Regions from separate parts of the Homo sapiens genome. Here region 2 is linked to region 1. A link is a loop called in an ENCODE intact Hi-C map of the cell type or tissue named here. Cell type or tissue: IMR-90. All regions are shown on one strand. Links, peaks and the distances in the headings refer to the core of each region. The heading gives the core; the rest is flanking DNA.

The links. Hi-C counts contacts between places; a loop is a spot of excess contacts. Peaks named below come from ENCODE experiments on the same cell type or tissue, not always from the same donor. Only the 100,000 strongest peaks of a DNase experiment are listed, where the experiment ranks them.
Region 2: it touches region 1 in a loop (3-fold over the local background); 6 of 110 quality-filtered maps call a loop at or near these places.

What each region holds. Positions count from the first base shown.
Region 1 is chr4:138,493,935-138,496,855 of GRCh38, reverse strand. No RefSeq gene overlaps it. Among named protein-coding and RNA genes, the nearest start is that of LINC00498, 180 kb to the right of the region's middle. In IMR-90, for the core only: a CTCF peak has its summit at 1,746; no DNase peak of the experiment used is centred there.
Region 2 is chr4:138,185,763-138,188,683 of GRCh38, reverse strand. The region is part of intron 6 of SLC7A11 (solute carrier family 7 member 11); the gene reads left to right. Among named protein-coding and RNA genes, the nearest start is that of SLC7A11, 55 kb to the left of the region's middle. In IMR-90, for the core only: no CTCF peak of the experiment used is centred there; no DNase peak of the experiment used is centred there; H3K27ac peaks cover 125 bases.

The DNA of each region.
Region 1 (2,921 bases), core at 301-2,800:
TGGAAACTATTATTCTAAATGAAGTAACTCAGGAATGGAAAACGAGACATTGCATGTTCTCACTCCTATGTGGGAGCTCAAAGGCATAAGAATGATACATTGGACTTTGGGGACTTGGGGGAATGGGTGGGGGGTGGCAAGGGATAAAAGACTACACATTGGGTACAGTGTACACTGCTGGGGTGGTGGGTGCACCAAAATCTCAGAAATCCCCACTAAAGACCTTATTCATATAACAAAACACCACTTGTTCCCCTCAAAACTTTTTTTTTTTTTTTTGAGACGGAGTCTCCCTCTGTTGCCCAGGCTGGAGTGCAGTGGCATAATCTCAGCTCACTGCAAGCTCCACCTCCTGGGTTCACACCATTCTCCTGCCTCAGCCTCCCGAGTAGCTGGGACTACAGGTGCCCGCCACCACGCCCAGATAATTTTTTTTTGTATTTTTAGTAGAGACGGGGTTTCACCTTGTTAGCCAGGATGGTCGTTCCACCCAAAACCTATTAAAAAATGTGTCTACGGCTAGATAATGCAAAGAGGCTCTAATAACAAACCAATGAAATATATTAAGGATTCAAGAGAATTTATGGTGTTACTTCTCCCATGGATATATTAATAGGAATAGGGTGTCTAATTTGGAATTTTAGGCAAAAGATGCTTTTGGACTGGGATAGAGGAAGATTCGCTACAACCCTTTTATTTCATGTAGGTGGCTACCTACTCAGCCCACCAATTAGATTGTCCCTGCTTTGGGTGTAATATTATAAGTCAGGCCAGGTTCTGTTTGGCTGTTCTCCTTCTAATCAGGCTCCAACTCAAATCTCTACCACTGTAGATTTGGTGCTCTCATAACTGGCTTTTAAACAATTGTGTCTAATTTCTTTTTCATTTTTACGTATACTCTTGATATATATCTTTGGCAAGTCAGTGAAAAATGTTTCTTTGTAAATTTGGCCAAAGTCTCTGCCTCAACTAAAGGGAATTGTTAGTCTAAAAAGACTTCTTATTTTTTTGATGGTGATCCCTTTTGGACAGAGCAGGTAACTCACCTGGAAGAATTTCAGAAAGATCAATGGAGCATATGCTAAAGGAACAAATCTATTGAAGCATACATCTACTATTTTTTTTTAGTTTTGGATTTGAAATCTCTCTTTTTCTAACTCTTTTCCCATGATCTCTGTTAAAACAGCTAGCTCTTCAAATCATTAGGAAACTTCATATTGGACTTTTATCTCAATGCTCAAGGCTAGAAGCTGCTGAAGGCTAGAAGCTGCTGAAGGCTAGAAGACAGTGTGTTTTATTTTAAGTTTATCTACATGGCCAATAGCAGGATGCTTTCTAACTGAACTAAATCCCTTTTGTCATTTATTTTTATGATAATAGTAAGATCTGTGAACATTTTGGAGTCTTTGGGATAAAAGAAAATATCATTTTTAACTTTCACTACACTTACCACTCGGGACCATGTATTGTTCATTTTCTCTTAAGAAATCACCCAAATAGATCAACTGCTCCATATGGCTTTGGAGAAATGGAAAATACTGATGGAAAAGGTGCTGGTGACCACAGCAATACACTTGCAATTGCCATTTAGATTATCCCTTTGTAATCCTCTGTTCCACCTCGCTGAGGCTGGTAATGTGAAAACCAAACCAAGTGCCCCCAGTGCATAGCAGAGGGATTGCTGAGCTCCTTGCACCAACCCCATTGCCTCACTCAATCCTTCTCATGTGGATGTGATCTTTTTATGGGCACAGAGTGCCACTCGGGGGCTCCTCATCCCTTCTTTATTTTCTGAGGCAGTGCAGATGTGGCATCAGCATTTGCTCTCGTCTTTCTTGTTGGAAAGACATTTGCTGTTGTAGGATACTGTGCTTAGTTCCTGCTAGTAAGTGGCCTAAACACTTGCTACTCAAAGCGAGGTCCCTAGATGAGCAGAATCAGTATCACCTGGAGGCTAGTCAGAAATGCAGAATACCAGACTCTATCCCAGACCCAGGGAATCAGAATCTGTATTTTAATAAGATCCCTGGTAATTGATACTCACATTAAAGTTTAAGTTGGAGAAGCACAGCTTTATGTTGCTTCATTTATTCAGCTTCGGTTGCCAGAGAAGACTCACAGAGAAGTGCCACAGACATTACATTTCTGATTTGTTCCCTGGCCCTTGTGTCCTCAGGTAGGAAAGTGCGGTGGTCTACGTTCTGTCCTAGTTTGACAAGGTAAACCTTTCGATTTTGTGTTTAGGTGTTCTTTCATGCTTAATAGTTGATCTTTGGGAAAAGAAATCAATATTTGCCCACAAGTCATTCATTTTTGGGCCTGTTTCAAAAGAAGAAAAGGGTTGATGAATATTCTTAGCATCTGCCACAGCTTTTATAAAGCTGCAAATCTTTTAGGTCAGCAGAGACTCTGTGATGACTACTAAAGTGTACAAATACTGTTTGAAAAGGCACTGCAAAAAATTTTTACCTAAGGCATGCTGCTTTTTCCTTCAGTGAAGCAGCCAACACAAAGACCACTGGGGCAAGTCTTCAAAGGGGGAGCTTCTCTGCAGAAAGTGGCTCAGTGGGATTTACAACAAAGGACTTCTCAAGATCAACAGCACTTTGCTGACATTGGAGTGGATTGGAGGATTGAAAATAGGATTAAAACAAAATTAAGACACAATAGCAATAGTGGAGAGATCCCGTGGGGCCTGTAATGGGGTCCTGTGGAAGAAGAGGAATAATCGAGCAGTTTTCCTGAGATTCTAATAGGAAGCTGTTGAAGTTGATAAACTGAAGTAGTGTTTCTTTCTTGCATGCTTGAAAATAATTATGATTTCCCCCCATAGATACCAGTACATATAATGTCTGTATGTGACATATTTCTAAGACGTTTTAAAATAGTTGAATTGATTAGCTGTTATTATATGCTTGAGT
Region 2 (2,921 bases), core at 98-2,597, 310 kb after region 1:
GTTACTAGTAATGCTATCTGCGCTGTGCGTCTAAAGCCTCCAGAAAGATTGCTCAGGCATGGCCTAATAGCTTTTATCAGTTCACCCAGTGGCTCTTACACTTTGATACCTGAAACCTAGAGTTAACTGTGTAGGACCAAGCTCTTCTGAAGGAGTCAACTGCTCTCCTCTGTCAATAATGGCTGTTTATGCCAAAACAGCCAAGAGAACCTCCCCACCCCCTTCCCTCTGTCAAAGTGAAATGGAACCTAAGAATGGAAGCTAGTGGCTATTTTGCCATACCCCAACCAACTTGCTATTGCTTAATTCCATCTAATTATCAGCTGGGCGTCGTGGCTCATGCCTGTAATCCCATCACTTTGGTAGGCCGAGGCAGGAGGATCACTAGAGGTCAGGAGTTTGAGAACAGCCTGGCCAACATGGTGAAACCCTGTCTCTAATAAAGATAAAAAAATTAGCTGGGTATAGTGATGGGTGCCTATAATCCCAGCTACTGGGAGGCTGAGGCAGGAGAGTTGCTTGAACTTGGGAGGCAGCAGTTGCAGTGAGCTGAGATTGTGCCCCTGCACTCAAGTCTGGGCGACAGAGTGAGACTCTATCTTAAAAAAAAAGAAAATTTTTTTAAAAAAGAATAATTATAGAGAAATTACTGGATATGCTGTGCATTGCAACAAGATTAGACTCTTTCTCCTTTGTTTATATTTTAAGCTGTTATTTTTCTCACTAATATCTGTGTAGTATATTTGGCTGATAGTAAGATTGTTAGTCTGTTTCTGTTTATCTGAGGCATGGTTACCTTCCCTCCTTCTCTATAAAAAAAAGTTTTTTTAGGGAAATTTATTGTGAGCTTCTGTTTTCTTTTAAATAATACATAATTTTAAAATTCTATTTCCCAAACAGTGAAACGATTTGAAAACATTCACTTGACATTACAATTCATGTTACACAGAAAAGTGATAAAAATCATGAAATCAGTTTGCCCCCTTCTTTATGATAGATAAAACTGTAGTGTTAAAGAATACATGAGAAATACTAGTTTGATAAAAGCTCTAATAAACTTTATATTAAACAACCATGATTTTCCTTAAAAGTAATAGAGTTGAGGGACCCACATGCTTGAAAGTGAATACACTTTGGTGGTCCAAATGCCCGAATTTCAAGGTAGGGTGTGTATGCACCTGAATTCTGGGGCTTCCACTTACTAATTGTGTATCCTTAAATAGTTATTTAAGCTCTCGAAGACTTTATTTTTCTCATATATAAAATGTGCTGATGTTCCTAACTCACAGAATTTTCTAAGGACAAAAGGAGACACGTATGTAAAGTGCCTAATAAAATGTTGGGCACATAGCAGCCCAATGGTAGCAGCTGCTCCTGTTATTTTTGTTATTAACAAACAGAATGAAGGGAAACCAACCTAGAAGGTTAGATTTTCTAGGTTCCCTTCTGCTTAGATCAATTTAGGAAACGGCCCTCAGAGAGACTGTAATGTCTAGGCAGGAAACAGGCAGGGGGCTGACTTGGAGGAGCTGGACTGGGAAGGTAAATTCTATGCTGGGAGAGCCACAATCCCAAATTTCAGACTTACTTCTTTCTGCTATTTTGCAGCATCATGTGATGTGACCGTACTCTCTGTTTTGGATAGGTTACTTCACTGCAATTAATAATGTCACTTCATTTTTTATCAATGGAAACTTTATATACCTTAAGCATATGCTTGCAAGGAACAGAGAGTCTTTTTCTCTTCTTCTTTTCCTCTCTTCCTCTCTCCTCCATAGAAAGAATTTACTCCCCATATGGGGATCTTATAAAAGCTGAAAGGATTCAAGGTCAAAATAATACACTGAGTGGTTGAAAAGCTGTGTATACACCTTCATGTTCTCCTTCTTACCCTTTTGCATTTACAATAGCCCTTCTTACGAAGAAACAGAATTCATCTTTAATTTGCTTTATGCCATTTATCCTTTTATATTTGATTGGCTCAGTGATTTTCTTTACTTAAATGTAGCATTTATCAACCACAACTAGCAGTGCATGTTATAGTGTTAACAGAAAATTCCACAGGACCCTCTTCACACTAGGGAAGGGGACCATCTGCTACTTTCATATTAGGATGTCAGGATTTAGAGGTCAATGTGTTTCCTCATCAAGGCTGAAGGCTTTGGGAATCCGGGGAAGTGTCAGGCTCCAAGCAGCATAATGAATGACAGTTGCTGACTGGCTAGGCTAGCATGTTTTCAACAGGGGATATCGCTGTTCGGTATAATGTGCTGGGACTTAGTGTGCTAAAAACACCCAGCTTGGGTAGTGAGGCAGGCTGTGCCTTTTCCCCCCTGATTCTGAACTGCATTTTCATCTTGGAAGAAATTATATTGAGGTCTTCATTAGTGGCACCCAGCAGGGTGAAGGCTCCGTGAGGGCTGATAAGCACTATGGCTGAAAAACGATCAGCCTTTGTGCAGGCAGTTGAAGGTTTAAGTTGCCTGAACTGGAGAGAGTCTGAAGAGGCGATTATGTTAAGCAAGTAATGTGTATTGGTAACGTGGAATCAAATTATTAGGGTCAGTAACTTCCTGGCTTTCCCAGTGCATTAAATGAAGACATAATATTGCATTTGTGTCGGGTACTTCTTGATGCCACATAATGTCAGCACTGTCCGGTCGTCCGTACTTCACAGCATGTCACCTCTAATTTCATGGGATTATCTGCGCTGTTGCATTATTAGATACTCACGATCTTGAGCTTCCTTTGAACTCACAGCAGGGCAGTGCAAAGTCATTATTGTGAACACTTCTGTGCTTTCTTGTCTTATATACAAAATTATGGCCACATTTAGAAAGGTAGATATATCCCACTATCATACTTCCAAAAGTGTGCGTTTATTTGGTGGGAATGAAAGCTATTGATGGAAAAAACATTGA